Regions from separate parts of the Mus musculus genome. Here region 2 is linked to region 1. Evidence: chromatin loops called from intact Hi-C (ENCODE). Cell type or tissue: heart. All regions are shown on one strand.

The links. Hi-C counts contacts between places; a loop is a spot of excess contacts. Peaks named below come from ENCODE experiments on the same cell type or tissue, not always from the same donor. Only the 100,000 strongest peaks of a DNase experiment are listed, where the experiment ranks them.
Region 2: it touches region 1 in a loop (2.7-fold over the local background); 2 of 42 quality-filtered maps call a loop at or near these places.

The regions. Positions count from the first base shown.
Region 1 is chr6:54,502,754-54,510,753 of GRCm38, forward strand. Wipf3 (WAS/WASL interacting protein family, member 3) reads left to right here. Exons shown (of 9, transcript NM_001167860.2): 9 at 1-1,015. It overlaps Scrn1 (secernin 1), which reads right to left. Exons shown (of 8, transcript NM_027268.2): 8 at 6,063-6,609. The coding sequence ends at 6,451. Among named protein-coding and RNA genes, the nearest start is that of Gm52863, 5.7 kb to the right of the region's middle. In heart, a CTCF peak has its summit at 4,467 (motif pointing left); DNase peaks (open chromatin) are centred at 18 and 308; H3K27ac peaks cover 672 bases.
Region 2 is chr6:54,426,526-54,434,525 of GRCm38, forward strand. It overlaps Wipf3 (WAS/WASL interacting protein family, member 3), which reads left to right and starts at 3,161. Exons shown (of 9, transcript NM_001167860.2): 1 at 3,161-3,335. It overlaps 9130019P16Rik (RIKEN cDNA 9130019P16 gene), which reads right to left and starts at 3,696. Exons shown (of 14, transcript NR_033635.1): 1 at 2,796-3,696. In heart, a CTCF peak has its summit at 3,061; DNase peaks (open chromatin) are centred at 3,076, 3,566 and 5,416; H3K4me3 peaks cover 1,793 bases; H3K27ac peaks cover 1,646 bases; H3K27me3 peaks cover 1,390 bases.

The DNA.
Region 1 (8,000 bases):
TGCTTCCAGATAGGTGAAACTGAGCCAGGGCCAAGTTTCCAACATCTCTGGGGTAAGGACTCAAGCCACTGTAACAGCCACATGAACAGAGGTGAAGGTTCCATTCAACGCTGACTTTGTTGCGTTGGTTCTGGAAGTGTGCAGAAAGGTCAGGATCCAGTCTACTCTTCTCCCAGCCACGCAAAGTAATAATCATTAAAAAGCTTTCATAACTACGACAAGGGCCATCTGGAAGGCAGCCCTGCCTTTGAAGTAGTCTGTTTGCCCAGTACACTGAAGGACACCATGTTCTACACTGCTGGCACAAGAATTTAAACTATTCACGAGTGGGGAGATGTCTCTGTCAGGAGACGTCCTGCTGCCCAAGCATGAGGGCCTGAGCTCATATCCCCAGCACCCACGTAAAAGCCAGGCATAGGGGTGCATGTCTGTAATCCTTGGTAGAGGAGTGGGTAAAGTTGGGTAGAGGCAGCTGATCCTGGGAAGGTCAGTGCCCAGCCAACCTCACAAAATGAGCGATCTGCAAGCTGCAGGGTTAGTGAGAAACTGATAGTAGAGATAGACCAAAAAAGATTCCTGTGAATGGCCTTTGGGCCTCCACATGCATGTGCACACATGTGCCCTTGTTCATGCACACACACGCACACACCACACACACACAAACACGACACATAAATATTTTTTACAAAGTTATTTAAGGTCAGAAGGAAGGAACATGCAGAAACCAAAAATAGCAAGCGAGGAACGGTCTCAGGGATCTGGCCTAGCAGCTCAAGGCCTGTCATGGAGCCTACCCCTCCAAGTCCAAGTGGGTACCTTCAGTACCCACCAGCAGCGCATGGGTTAGGCCCCTGGCCATGAACTCACATGTGGAGAGGTCCCCTGCTAGCCTTGCTTACCCTCACATTGCAGACTGTGACTCCCCCGATGTCTCACCCAATGTTCTTTATATTTTATTGAAGTTCCCTGCTGTGGATTTATTCCTTTGTACCTAATAAACTTTAATAAGTGAGAATGCGTGTGGTTGTTTCCCTGTGAAAACTCATCTGTGATCCCCAGTACTGATCTAAGCCTTTTTGATTGACGTGTGATGAATACACATGTTTCTGGGATATGGTGTGAGGCTGTGGTACGGGAATACAGTGTGTAACAGTCAGGCTTTAAGTACTAAGGCACATTTTTAAAAAATCAGAAACGCTTAAACATAGGACAGTGATTTTCTGGAACACCAGGAATAGCACCTTTTAAACTACATTTTTATTTATGTGTATGATTATATATGTATAGGCCATGTGTTCAGGTGCCTATAGAGGCTAGAAGAGGGTGTCAGATCCCCTGGAGCTAGAGTGACAGGTGGTTGTGAGTTTCCAAACACCCTTGTCGGGAACTGAACTTGAGTCCTCTGGCCCTATTCTGCCCTGTCCCAGAGCATTGTGTCTACTTGCCTCTCTTTACCAACAAAAAGGGGCTTCCCAGAGCATCAAAGGTCAGTTTTGACATCAGTCTTTGTAATGGCTAGAACTAAACCATGCAGCTGTGTGTCTCCTGGCCTGCACTTGCCTACCTTACTTGGCTCATCACTGGGTACCCAGGCACCAAGCTCAGTCTGGTTGAAGCAGCGTTCCTTTCTCTCTAGGTCTGTGTCCAAGTCTCCCATCTCTGCTGATGAAATAAGTCTTGTCCCCAAAGCATTAAAAGTTATCACTGTGCCATCCCTCTAGCCCTTGGAACACCAAAAATGCTAGTGTGTGTGTGTGTGTGTGTGTGTGTGTGTGTGTGTGTGTGCCTTCCATACACATTTTTAAAATAGAAAACAACATACTTACCAGTTTTATTACTATAGTATGGGTCAAGAATGTTGCCTCTAAATTCTGCCAATGTATTGAAATGAGAAAAGTTTAATTTTTAAGTATTTATTTTGTAGTCCTAGGGATTGACTATACATAAGCCCTAGGGCCTTATATATATAGGCAAGATCTCTACCACCAAGGAAAGCTCCAACCTAAAACCCTAGTCTCTCCCCTGCAACTCAGCAAGCCCTTTAAAAAAGCCTCCTCTGTCAAGCAGGGGCCGCTCCCCTCCACAGCTATGTTTCTAGTGGACACGGAAGCCTGGGAAAAAAGGAAGATGAAGTTTATGGTGGGGGAGGGGAGCTTGGAGGGGCAGGGCACTGGGACTAGAGTCGAAAGGCAAACCAGGATATGAACCTATTGAGTTTTGGGGATTAAATTACTTAGGTGTGTCTCAGTTTCTCCATCAGGCAAATCAGGAGGTAAATGCATAGCTAGGATGTAAAGTGATAAAGACACACTGTCAAGCTCTGAACACTTGGGTCCTGCAGCTAAGTAAGGGCACACTCTGGAAAGCAAAAGGGCTGTGTATTTGAGCCTTCTAAATATTTCATGTAAACAGATATGTGTGTGTATGTCTTTTTATGACATTCATTTTGTCCAACGCAATGTTGATACAGATTGTATGTAGCATGTGTCAGAATTGCCTTCTTTTAAGGGTGAGTAGTACTCCATTGCCTTGATATACCACATTCTGTATCCATCCATCCATCCATCCATCTATCCATCCATCTATAGGTAAGTAATAAAATAAGCTAGGAAGCTGACTGAACAGGCATCTTTCTGGGCCTTGATTTCAAATCTTTTGGTACATACCAGGTGACAGAATTCCTGGGTCACGTGGCAGTTTATGAGAAAGTCTCCATAGTTTACAATGGACAGCCACCTTTCTTTCTGCCAGCAATGCCTGATGTTTCCAGCACCCCACACTGCGGCCGCTGTTCTCACAGCTGCTGTTCTGACAGAGTGGCATATGGCTATAGTTTGGGGTGTTTTCATTGTTATTGGAGACAGGGTTTCTCATTGTAGACCAGGCTGTCCTCGAACTCAGAGATCCGTCTGCTTCTCTGCCTCCCAAGTACTGGGATTAGAAGGGTACCCCACCACACCCAGCTGGGCTTCATTTTTAAACAGCGAATTTGTCTTTGTAGAGATGCATAGTGTAGGGCCCTCAAGAGGTGGTTGAGTTTTCTAAAGATTCCAACCGGAAAATCCCAGTCCCTCATACGTGTGTGCTGTGACTGGTGCCGACTGTGTCCATGAGACACAAACAAGAGGCTCCTAGGTATTGACTTCCATGTTTTTATTGTACACTTGGTGCATTTAAAGACACTCCGAGGGCAAGCACTGGATAGAGACATCGTTTGATTTGTAGATATCTGTACAAAAGGCTGTTAAGACCACATGTTCAGTCCTCCCCCCACAGGAAACAAAGGTTTTCTGTTATACTGCTTCAGCTATGACATTTCAGTTCGCACACGTGATTAGAGACACGTCCTTATTGATTCCTGCAAGAATTCTCTGCATGACAGTTCAGGATGGTTGGCTTCAGTCAGTAAAAACACGTGTGACACACACCACAGGACAGGAGTTGGGGCTCAGCGCCATGTAGAATGAAATGCCGCGGCTGCGGGAGGCATGGGAGAGCCAGGATGCTCGAGCAATGCCTGCCACACCTCTCCCACCATGGTGTGCTTTCTCCCAAGGCTGAACTCTCAGCTGAAATTAGTTGTGATACAAGAACTCAAGTCAGTAATTTCAAGACACGCACACCTGGCTGCCCTGAGGTCCTTCCAGAGTAGCATCACCTGCGTCAATGTTCGATGACAGTAATTTTGTGGTGACAGTTATTTTCACAGCTACTGATTCATCTAAGAGTAAGGGAGCGTCACCACCGAGCTCTACTAGGCGTACAGCTGCTTCATCAGCTTGTGAGGCCGACTCCTACAGACACTGGAGCTTGTGTTGGGCTAAGTCTCCACAGCGTTTATCAGATGCTTAGCTAGCGTTCAGGCATCCCAAGAATGAGCAAAGACTATTTCCACTTTACTACCTTACGTAGACACTCGGGTGTCTGCCCCCAGCTAGGCTGCCATTTTCATTTACTGCAAATCTCATCTCCACAACACTAGCTAGCTTAGGTTAGGTTCTGTGGGACAGGTGAGACAGGCAGTCCATCCTTCATGATCGTGACTTATTTCTGCCCAAAGTGTGCTCAGGATCCCCTGCCCTCAGGCTTAATAGACATAGGGTGGTCTTCTGGGAAGTTATTTACTGATCGATCTTAAACATTCCCGAAGATCTATTTTTCTGCATGCTGTTCATAAAAGTGACCCCTGATTGAGAAATTACCCATGTCAGAAGTGTTTCTTCAAAGGGAAATCTGTTACATGAATTTTAAAACAAATATTCTCCTAAGTCTGCTTACTCAAAATCCAGTATTATTTCTGCTGTTAGTTTGGCTAAACTCACTAAAGTACGTGCGGGCACCTCGGCAGATTCCCTACTGTCCTCTTGTCTGCCCCCATCCATCCCAGTAAGCAAAGCTTTCATAGCTGGGCTCCTTATCCATTGCCGGAGGAGAAAACCCTTAGAGGGCTGCTGTGCCCTCTGGTGGTAAGATGACAACATGGTTGAGCTGTCCAATGCTCCTAAGAGGATTGGCCTTTCTCCGTGATGCTGGACTACAGTCAATAATAAAAACAACCACTGGGTTTTCTAGTGCACACCTGCATAATAGCGTCACAGCCATCTTCAACCTTGGCCAAAGTAATGAAGAAGGTCGCTGTGTCGTTTGCTACCATTAGACCTCTGATCAAACCCCAAATTACCTGGGTTGTCTCAGGCAGGTCAGATCTGATGAGCTGGCCTCAGAGGTGGAGGGCAGACCACACAGGGAAAGCACAGCACGGCTTTCTGCACCACCTTCCTTAAAGAGCTCAGCAGATGAGGCTGGGACAGGCAACTACTTCCTCCTCAAACCTTGTTCTTTTTCCCCTTTGCACCTGCTGGGCACTTTCAGCTTAGCTGCTCTACCTGTGTCCCTCTGTCCATCAGCAAGAGATACCAGTTTGTCATGAGTTTGTCCCATCTCTTGTGTTTTGCCATTTGTTTATACATGGAACCCACAAACCAATCAAGGAAAGAGCTCACAGTAGACATTCTCTCTCTCTCTCTCTCTCTCTCTCTCTCTCTCTCTCTCTCTCTCTCTCTCGGGTTGGAAGAGAAACAAGATTTGTCCCCCCAAAAAAACCTGTAGCCTGAATCACATTGTGAAATGAGGGCTCAGGTCCCTGCCAGCCCTAAGCCATGCTTGAGATCACTGGTGGACAGTTTCTGTTTGCTCAGCCCTGTCAAGAGTGAGGACCTATAATTAGGCCCCGCAGCACATGCTCTCTAGCCTCTCCTCTAGTCTACACTTCTGTCAGTCATCTTTACGCCTGGCCCTTCAGTCGTGCAGAGTGGCAGTGGATAGGCACCTATACCTCTTTCCTGTTCCAGACAGCATCCAAAGGAATCTGTTGGGCAGTGGGGTGTGAGAACAAAGTGGAGGAGATCCTGGAGGTCAGGTACTCAGCACACTGATGTGGGATCTAGTTAACGAGGCAGTGGGTGGGACGAGGGAGACTGTTCTGTGGATAAATGTCTCACTGCCTTCTGCCCTCAGCCCGCCCTGTCTTCCTCACACACTCCTGTGGCGTCAAATCCTTTGTGCAAACACACGGATGCTGGAAACAAATGAGTTTAATTTCAGGCTCTGCTGAGACCAGGGCTGCTCAGATTCCAGGTACATTAGCTATGCTCTCAGCAGTCAAGAGCGACCCTTTCCTTTCCCTCTTTGGCTGAGATTTGCAGCTGTGTGTGGCTGTATGCCAGGGCCATTTAATGAATCTCATACAAGTTGCTGACAATCAAATCCCAATCAATTTCCACACAGGGCCAGGTCCTCAGGTGGGAGCACTGTGGATGAGGAACTGTGGCTAACATGGATGCCCAGCTCTCCTCCAGGCGGAAGCAGGTCTGCTCCACTGCACATGAGCACAGCTCACAGAAGACAGGTCTTTCAAAAATCGCATACACCAGAGCAGAGCTGGGACTGTACCAGTCCTCTGTTCCTTCCCAGGACATTGTGGGGACTATGAGCTACATACAGGCCTGTGCTCTGTGGCAGGAAGCTGGGGGGCTCTCCCCCATCCACACACAAAAGCCTTTGGTATGAACAAAAGCCTTTTGTTAACCCTAAAGAAACCACTATCTAGAGAGGGACCAGGCCCTTCACAGCTCTTGTCTTTCCCACCAGCGTGGCCCTGCAGCCCTGTCCAAGGCGGAGGGAACTCAAGTTCCTCATAAGAAGCTAAGGTGTCCATTGTCACTGAAATATAAGAACATCTTCAAGCCCATAGCTTATCACACAATGGAGCAAGAGGCAAATGGGATCGCGTTACATAGCAAAGGGGGGAGGGTTGCTAAGCTGAACAGAGGGAACATTTAGACACAAGGAGGCCACATGGTAACTCTCGGTTTACTCACACAGAAGAGTGTTTATCTGCTGGTAATTTAGTCGGGTGGGAAGTTTTGAGTAAGGGTGAGGGTGCTTACATCACTTAAAGAACTTCATCTCGGTGTCCACACAGTCATAGAATAGGTCCCCCACCTCGGCGGGGTCCGGGGGCTCGGGGCTGCTCAGAATCTCGTCCATGGCCTCCAGGCCTTGCTTCTCCAACTCCAGCATGGTCTTCCTCAGGGTGCGACCTTGCTCCTGAGGAAAGGACACAGCCGTGCAGAATGGTCATGGCAGTGGATAGTGACAGCCCGGGATCCCGCTGGCTTCCTGGCCTCCATCCCATCCCCCCCACCTCCACTGATCCAAACCGCCACCACCATGGGGGCCGATTTAGAATATGGTTACAGCACCAGCCTGCTCAGAAACACTTGCACGGCCACCAGCTGTCCGAAATCAGAATAAATCCTGACTACCGAGTGTCAGTCGAGATGCACTGGCCTCTTGCCTTGTGTATCTATCCCTTCAGCCATATGCATGGCTATCCTCTGTGATATTCTCTCCCCATGGCTCAGGTGACTCTGTCCCCTGGAGGCTCTTTCCACCCTCAGCACTGTGCCAACTTGTGCCCCATCTTCAGAGCTCTGTGGGAGGTCCTTCCTCCAGAATGACATAGCTTCTCTCCGCCATAATCACCACCATTTATGCTGGTATAACTGGTCAACATGGCTGTGTTTCCTATTGCATCATGCCCTCCTGGAGAGGAAGAGCTAGGCTTGTGTCTGCCTTCCAATGGCTGGGGCACAGAAGGCATTCTCAAAAAGGTAGTCCATTGATGGGAGAAATGGCTCAATGCATAAATAAGTGCCACGTCTACCTCCTAGTCACTCCTTTTCTAAGAGGCTGCATCCTAAACCTGGCAATATCTCAGAGTCTCCAGTGTGATGCTGACTTAGGCAGCAGGGTAGCTGCAGAATCGAAGGGGTCAAGGAGAGTGGCTGGGGCTTGGCACTGTGAGGGGCCATTGGTGAAGATTCAACCTGTTTCAGTGGAGAGTGGAGCATATTGGAGACACTGGGCTCAGTGTATAGCCACCAACGATAGTAGCTGATGCGGAATGGAGTTGGTCTGGGCCTGTGACAAGCTAGGTGTGTTAAAGATGGCAGAGCCTGAGAAACGGAGTTGCCCCATCTCTTTGGAGTTCAGAAAATTATGAGTTCCAGATGCCACACCAAGTTTGATTGACACTGCTGGATGTCAATTTTGCTTTGATCTGATTATAATTTAAATATAAGGTGTAGCTTATTCTTCATGTCACAGGATCCTAAGCTAAGAAATGTGGGGTTTTTAAAGAGAACTTGTACTTTTAAAGCATTGAAGCAATTTTGAGACAGGGTCTCTCTAGTCCTCGTCATGGAGTCTGTAGAGAAGCAGGCTGAGCACACATGGGAAGCAAGCCAGTAAGCAGCACTCACTCCTTCATGGCCTCTTACTTCGAGCTCCGGCCATGGCTCCCCTCAATGGTGGATTGTGACCCAGATGTAAGCCAAATAGCAGCAGAAAACAAAGTAGAATAGTGTGGTTTATGTGTGTACGGTGCACATGCACATGTACAGATTACATACCTGTACATATGTATGTTACATGCA
Region 2 (8,000 bases), 76 kb before region 1:
AGATGACAGGAGACCAGACATGAACTCCAGCAACAGCAGCAGAAGTTGGCAAGGAGCAGAAAGTGTGTGGGAGGCCGAATGTGACAGATCAGATGGCAGGGGTAAAGTCAGTGAGATGATAGGGCAGACCCAGTTTGGGACTTAGGAAAATCACTGAATGTTAGTGCCATTAGTCGAAGCAAGGGGTTTAGATGGAAGATGGGATTGTTCGTTTGTTTGTTTTTGTTTTTGAGACAAGTTCTTTTGTTTTTTGCGTTTTTGTTTTGTTTTTGTTTGTTTGTTTTGTTTGTTTATTTGTTTGTTTGTTTTGAGACAGGGTTTCTCTGTATAGTCCTGGCTGTCCTGGAACTCACTCTGTAGACCAGACTGGCCTCGAACTCAGAAATCCACCTGCCTCTGCCTCCCAAGTGCTAGGCTTAAAGGCGTGCACCACCACCACCCGTCGAGACAAGGTTTTTTATGTAGCCTTGGCTATCCTGTTTTGTTTTGTTTTGGGTGTTTATTTGTTTGTTTGAAACAGTTTCTCTATACAGTCCTGGCTGTCTCGGAACTCACTCTGTAGACCAGGCTGGCTTCAAACTCACAGTGATCCACCCAAGTGCTGGGATTAAAGTTGTGTGTCATCACTGCCAGAATGATGGGTTTCTCTTAAAGGAGCTTCCATTGTAATAGAATGGCAGCTACCAAAATGAAGGCACCGGGTACCACTGAGCTGAGACATCGTGTGTGATGTATCCAGCTGCTGCCCCAGTGAACATGCCCTTCATTAGGCTCTGGGCCGGGCAGTGAGGCAGAAAGGAATGTTGTGGATTCATTTTCATATACAGCTCTTCTTCTCAGAAACCCCCTGACTTGGACAAGCCTGTTAACTTCTGAGCTTCCTTTTTAACACTAAGCTGAACTCTGAGCTTGCTCAGGTGATCATTACTTCCTCCCGCAGGTCCATCCCTTCTGTATCAGCTCTCCATCCAGGAAGCATCACCCTTCACCCAGAACCTCAGGGCCCCTCTCACCTTCCTGTCAGCTAAGCTGCTACTTCCTAGAGGACAGAGCTGCAAATCCATCTTTGTTCTCTGAGTACCAGAGCACTTTCATCATGTAAGAGCTGGTTTGTAAATATTTGGCATGGTGAAGCGAAGACATGCTGCAAACCACCTGGGCTTCCTTGGTACCTTTCTACTAAAGATCCCAAGAAGTTGCAGAACCATCATAAACATACACCTGGAAGTGAGCTACCGCAGGTGTTTGGTGAACGATGGGAGGAGATGGGAAGGTTTATTCTTCTCAAGTTACATTTTTCCACTAGAAATACACTTAACTGTAAGATTGGACCTCTAAAAACTGTTATTTCCCAAATAGGACTCTCCTATTTGGAACAAAATGGGTAGTAAATAAATAAATACTAGTGTAAGAAAGAGAGAAGGAAAGAAAGAAAGAAAGAAAGAAAGAAAGAAAGAAAGAAAGAAAGAAAGAGAGAGAGAGAAGCCCCCATATCAGTGGTTTATACAAACAGCATTTTTTTTTTCCATCTAATAAATAGACCAGAGTTGGATAGCTGCTGGCTTTGTCTCAGGTGCTTAGCAACACCACACTGTCTCCATCTTCTACTCTGTTGTAGATAGTGGTGGTAACACATTAGTTGTTTCTTGGTTAAAATCTAGGTGTAGCATCACTAGATACTGAAGCATAAAGAGAATAGGGAATGGAAGGGCAGAGGCAGACAGACAGACAGACAGACAGACAGACACACAGATACACACAACTCCCACTTCCAATTTATCAATCCAATGGAGGTCGCCAGGTAACAAGTGCCTTTACTAGCCAAGCTATCTCATCTATTCCTACTATATTAACTTTGATAAGGTTTATTATGGTTGTTGTTGTTGTTGTTTGAGGGGCTTTGCTTTGTTTTCTTTTGGTAGTACTGGGAATTGAACTCAGCTAGTGTGCTAAGAAAGTCTCGGTGATCAGGAAAGGCACTGGCACTATAGTCTTTAGTCTTTAACTGGTCATCACTCTGGATTCTGTCCATAGAGACGATGGGGAGAGCGGCTTAGGTATTTGGAACGTGGCTCCCAGAGACTGAATCCTGTTGCAATGTCCAGAGAAAAAGGATGCAAGAAGGACCACTTGTGCCATGAGACACTGGGTTCTTGAACACAACAACTTCATGATGTTTTCAGCCCCAAATAGCCCCACTCTGCAGACACCATCACTTTGAATCAAGCATTTAAAAAGCTGAATTAGTATATCCTCCAGAAACCGCCCAGCTTGTAAGATAAATGACTGGCCATGCAACTAGTTTGTGCTTTGGGGCTCCGTAGAAGACCTGGTGGGATTTCTACATGGCCATGGAAATAATTCTTCTCTGCAAATTGAGCTTTCCTTCCTTTTCGAACCAGAACACAAGTATGCCTAAGATGTGAGAGGCAGGAAATGCCAGCCTGAATTGCTGCACTTGGAGCAGCTGAGTGTACACAGGAGCCTCAGGCATAAATCTCCAGCATTCTCCAAGCTCTGGACAGCCGGACAGGGAAATGGGACAGACTCGCTTCACTCTAGATTTCAAACTGCCTTCTTCCCACTTCTGCCCCACCGGAAGCTACTTACCTCCCTGTGTTACCAGGATATTTTGTGCTCACCTATCTCTGAGAGCAAGCTTCTCTACCTCCCCCTCCCGCCCCCCAGCTCTCTCCACCCACACACCCACCCCTGCCTCTCAAGCCCAGGTCTGAATTGGGTGTCCCTCTGCTTTGTACACGTTGGATGTTCTCTTGGCTCCGTATTGTAAGTACCTGCTTGTGCTCATCGGGACAACCGGCTGTCCCATTCTCCTTTTGTCCCCTTGCATATACGCGCTGTCTGGGGCTTAGCGAGGGCTCAGAAATGTTTGTAATATATAGACGAGGTGGCGTGCAGGGGAACTCCAGCCCTTGGCCCCATTGTCCCCGTGGCTCACACTCGGGACTCTGTACCTGGGAGCTGCGCCGCCGCGCAGCCAGGACCGCCTCCTGGGTGCCAGAGCGACCCCGCCCTCTGGACCGCGTCCCCGTGCGCTGGGCGGCGAGGCTCCAGGGCGGCCGCCAGGAGCAGGTGGGGGCGGCGGCTCCGCCTCCGCGTCCCGGCAGCGCTTAAGCCCGGCTGGGAGCGAGCGAGGAGCGCAGAGTCCAGCTTAGCCGGGCGCGCAGAAGCAACGCCAGGCACTGTCTGCAGCCCAGCCGGGATCCTCGAGGCGACGGGGACGACGGAGACGACGGGGACGACGGAGACGACGGGGACAGCGGGGACGGAGGCGCCAGCTAAAGTCCAGTCGGCCGGGTTACGGCCAGCTGCAGGTAGCTGCTCTGCTCGCGTCCGGGCCCTGGGTTAAGTAAGTGGCCGATTGGGGTTGTCGCGGAGGGTATTGGGGACAGTCCCGAGGTAGAGTGGCCTCCCGCGTTGTCAAAGACGCTGGGTGAGTGAGAGTGCCCAGGACCCTCTCCAAACTGTAGTCCCCAGCCGCGACTACGTCTGGGAGCTGCTCCGTGCAGCCCTAGCGGCAACCACTCGCTCCCTGCCCGCCACGGGTCGGAAAGGGACCATGGCTACACCAGGTCACCTCAGGGCTCCCTGGTGACCTCCCAGGACAGCACTCTTCCGTTATCAGCTTCTGGCACGGAGGCCTCTTAGTCTGATGCCCCAAGGGGGCTCTGCTTCCCTTCCCCCACGTCACCCCCCACCCCTCCCCTGAGAACAAAAGGGCGGATCTTGCTTGTGTTGGGGATGTTAAGGAAGGGTCCCTGGCGATTAGGAGAGATCTGGGAACCTGCACAATCAGACAAGGACTGAGGATACTGGACCATTTCCCAGAAAGAAAGCCAATTCCTGAGGGAAAAAGTGACTTATCCAAGGTCACACAGTTCCTGGTGACAGAGTCGGGCCAGGAGCTGAGTCCTGACTCCCCGAGGCTTATCTGTAAGCCTGCCTAGGTCAGGAGCCAGAGAGTGTATGTGTCTGTCTATCCATTATCTCTAGCCATTTACATCTGGCCACAAATGGCCTTTAAAGTCCTTTGGAGGTGTGCGGGACTGGGTAATTGTGGCCATTCCCCCGGATACCTAGCCAGGAGCTCACGGGGAGCAAGCTTGGGAGAAGAACACGCTCTCCTGTAGGATGCCAGGCATCCATTCCCCTGTGGAAACAATGTCTTCTGTGTGCTTGGAGTGTCTGCCATGAGTGTGAGAACCTGAGTTGGGTAGATGTTCTGCCCAGAAACCCAGGAAGCCTGTCTAATGGCCTCAGGAAAAACCAGAAGTATCTCTGACACACACACAGTCTGGGGACTCTCTGAGGAAAGTTTCCAGTGGGACAGTGGTATTCCTCTTCTGTGCCTGGGGTCCTTGGATGTAAGTGAGAGCATTTGTTGGGCAGACTTGTGTGACTTTAAAAGCTTGTGTGCCTCACTGTCTTTGCCTTCGTCACCTCAGAGAGGGCCAGGAGAGGGTTTCTTGCTGCCAGTTAGTATTATAATCATCAGACACTCTAGCCTTGTTTTTAATGTTCACTCCTTTTACTTTCTATGTAAGTATTTTTCGGGCATGTATGTCTATGCACGACTCTGTGCCAGGAAACCCCTAGAGGTCAGAAGAGGGCACTGGATCCTCTGGACTAGAGTTAAGGATGTAATGTCCCTGAACCACTATGTGGGTGCTGGGAATGAGTCCTAGTGTTCTACAAGATCAGAGTTTCCACTGATAAACTACCTGTCCAGTCCCAGCCTTCTCCTAAAAGCTGTCCTCTCTAAACTGTAAAGTAGTGGTAGAGGTCAGAAGTGGACTGCCTTTGGGCTTCCTACTGGCCTGGGCAGACCTTCAAGGCACTTTAGGTCTAGACATGCTCCCCATACATAGAAACTCAGGAAGTTGTGTGCTTTAGACTTGTGCACATCACTTGGGGCTTTTTTTTTTTTTTTTTTTTTTTACTTCAATAACAACGTAAGTGGATATTTGATGCTGAAGGGCACTGGGCATGGCAGGGCACAGGCTGCTGAAGTCTGCCAGCTAATGTACTTTAGAGATGCATTTTAAAGCAAAACCAAATCAGGAAAACAGGGAGAAGGACAGGGGAGAGAAAACCAGTGGGGAAGTAGCAGGAAATGGCCAGGCACTGTAGATGCTTCCATATGCATTAACTCAAGCCCTGTGGTTCCTGTAACTATTGTGCCTTTCCACAGATGAGAAATGCAAAGAGACAGGGGTTAGCTGAGTGTGCCGAGGACAGGGACCTGGGTCTGTACACTTCAAACTGGAAGTGCACCGCCCACATCCAATTGTTGGTGCCCAAATCTGCGCAGAGATGTCAGGCTGCCTTGGTAGAGCTGCTGTATACCCCTTTTTAGTCCTTCCAGGAGCCTCGGTTTCAGGCACTTGGGAGTGTGACTTGGTGCTACACTGAGTCAGCAGGCAGCAGAAGGGGCGGAGGAGAGCGCGTGTGTCTAAGAACATTCAGTTTCAGGAATGGGAGACAGCCAGCTGGCCCAGCCTGGCAACGCTCTTTTTAGGCGATTATTGTTCAGCAACCGTAGAGTACAGGTTGAGATTTTGCAGTCATTCCAACACACACACAAAAGGGATAATAGAGCCAGAGAGAGAGAGAGAGAGAGAGAGAGAGAGAGAGAGAGAGAGAGCCGCCACATCAAATGCAATTAGCACTGAAGAACAGACAGGGTTTTCACCAGGTAGCCTCAACTTTCCCTGCCTTCTATGCTTGACAGATATAATAGATATCAGTGCTAAAGTTTAAACATCTATTAAAGGGCAGGCAAGATGGCTTAGTGGGTAAAGGAGCTTGTGCCAAGCCTAAAAACTGTAGTTCAACCCTCAGAATCCACGTGGTGAGAGAATTGACCCTGCAAATTGTTTTCTGACCTCCAGAAGTTCAGTGACACACACACACACGCACACACGCACACACACACACACACACGCGCACACACGCACACACGCACACACATACAAACAAAAAACAATCAAAATCAAAACCAAAAAAATGTAAAATCAACTTATAAAACGTAACTTAATAGAATAAATAAAATGTCTTGTATGCATGTGATAAATTTTCAGGACAAAGTCACATTATAAAGAGTGACATCCTGGGAAATTTGCCCTGTTATATGACCGAATGTCCTGCTGTGTCTGCTTTGAGTCCCAAACTTGGAGACATGGGAACATGTTTGTTTTACCACACGCTTCTGGCTTCACATTGAATGCTTGTCTTCTTAGACTATGAGGTTTAGGAGTCGAGGACACTGAGCAGGCCTACCAAGAAATCTGTGTGGGGGTCCCCTGAGCAATGAGCCTCTCACACAGTTATCTCCTGGCGAGTTCTGCCCTCTCACGGCGACACTCCCACCATCTGGCTGCTGAAATATTTAGAAAGGAATTGTAATATTTGACTAACTTGGCTCACAGCATCTGATAAAACAAACTCGAAGAGGGAACTAGTAAATCTGAGTTCAGCTGGGTGAGAAAAGGATTCTTTAGTTCCTTGGCCGCTGCCACAGAGCCGAGGGGCAATTCAGCTCCCAGGATGCTCCACAGACACACCACATGCTCCTCCCTGGCCGCAGCCAGCAATGCAGTGCAGTTGAAACCTCCCCTTGCTATTGGGCCTGGCTCTTTCCTTTCTGTGGGGGGCACTGCAGAGGGGCTTTCCCCATATCAGGTCTGCAGCCAGACATTGCATCATGAACAACAGCATTCACACACCAAGGGGCATACACTGAAACAGAACAGATGTGGGGGAAAAAAAAAAAAAAAAAAAAAAAAAAACCTCCGTGTGGGTGCCGAGTGAGCCAGACACTGTTGGGAAATGTTCCGGAGCGTCCCATCCTTTGTGGGTGATGGATTCCAGTGACAGGATGAATCTCAGATGGCGGTACCCAGAAGAGACAGCCAGACCTATCTTTGGACTGGAAGTTAGAGTCAGCTCCAGGGGTTAGCTGGGAAGAGGCACAGGTGGTTTCAGATCAGTATACGCAGCTGTCAGAGGAAGGCACCCAGCCTACTATGTACTGTTTCTAATAGCTAATGGCTAACTCCTGCCGAGGCTAAGCTAAGAGTCTGAGAGATGCAAAACCATCCCAAGAGCCCTCCCAGGCATAAAGATTTCTAGGTTTAACTTGTGAAGTCAGGATGCTTCCACTTCATGCAGATAGAAACTGAGTACTAGCTGTGTTGTGTATACTTCAGAACTCATTGGGTTACGTCTATCATTGATTCTCTGAATGATTGTTGGCAAATCCCCTAAGTTCCGTGCGATTCAATTTCTTTCTATAAAGATGGGAATAATAAAAAGGCCTTAAATAATGATAAGGGTAAATAGGACTGTGCTGTATTCATGGCGATCCTCAACAAATTAGGGATACTTTTGTTACAATGGAAACCTTGTGCTTTTTTACAAACTATGGGCTTAACATGGGCTCCGTTTCACAAAACAATTTGAGTTTGCCAGAAGTAGGTAGAAAGCAACTGACAATTCATAATGAACTGAGTTAAAAGGAACACACAGAGCAGAACTTGAGATTACCCCTAAACCTCACAGTCCATAGAGATCAGAGATAATGTATACAGCAGGAATGTTTTCTAAGGTGAATGCAGTGTTCAGAGGGGAACCAAAGGCTGGTCAGAGCTTCCTGGCAGCCAAAGCAAAAAAAAAAAAAAAAAAAAAAGGAAAACACAGATCATTACCCAATCTACAGCAACCATGAGATAAACACAGATCCGTTACCAGCTCTTCCTGGTCCTGAAACCTTGGATAACTTTCCCCTGGCAGGCCTTTAAAACCAGCACTGTTGCCATGGAGATCTAAGTCTTCTGCATGATTCTTGCCTACTACAGACAATGGGAGTTTTGTGGCAGAGGACAGTGCATGTTTCCTGGAACTTTATTGACTCTGGTTCTGGAGATGGCATGCCAGAGCGCAGCTAAGGAGAGCACCTGTGGGAAGGGCCAGGACACTTT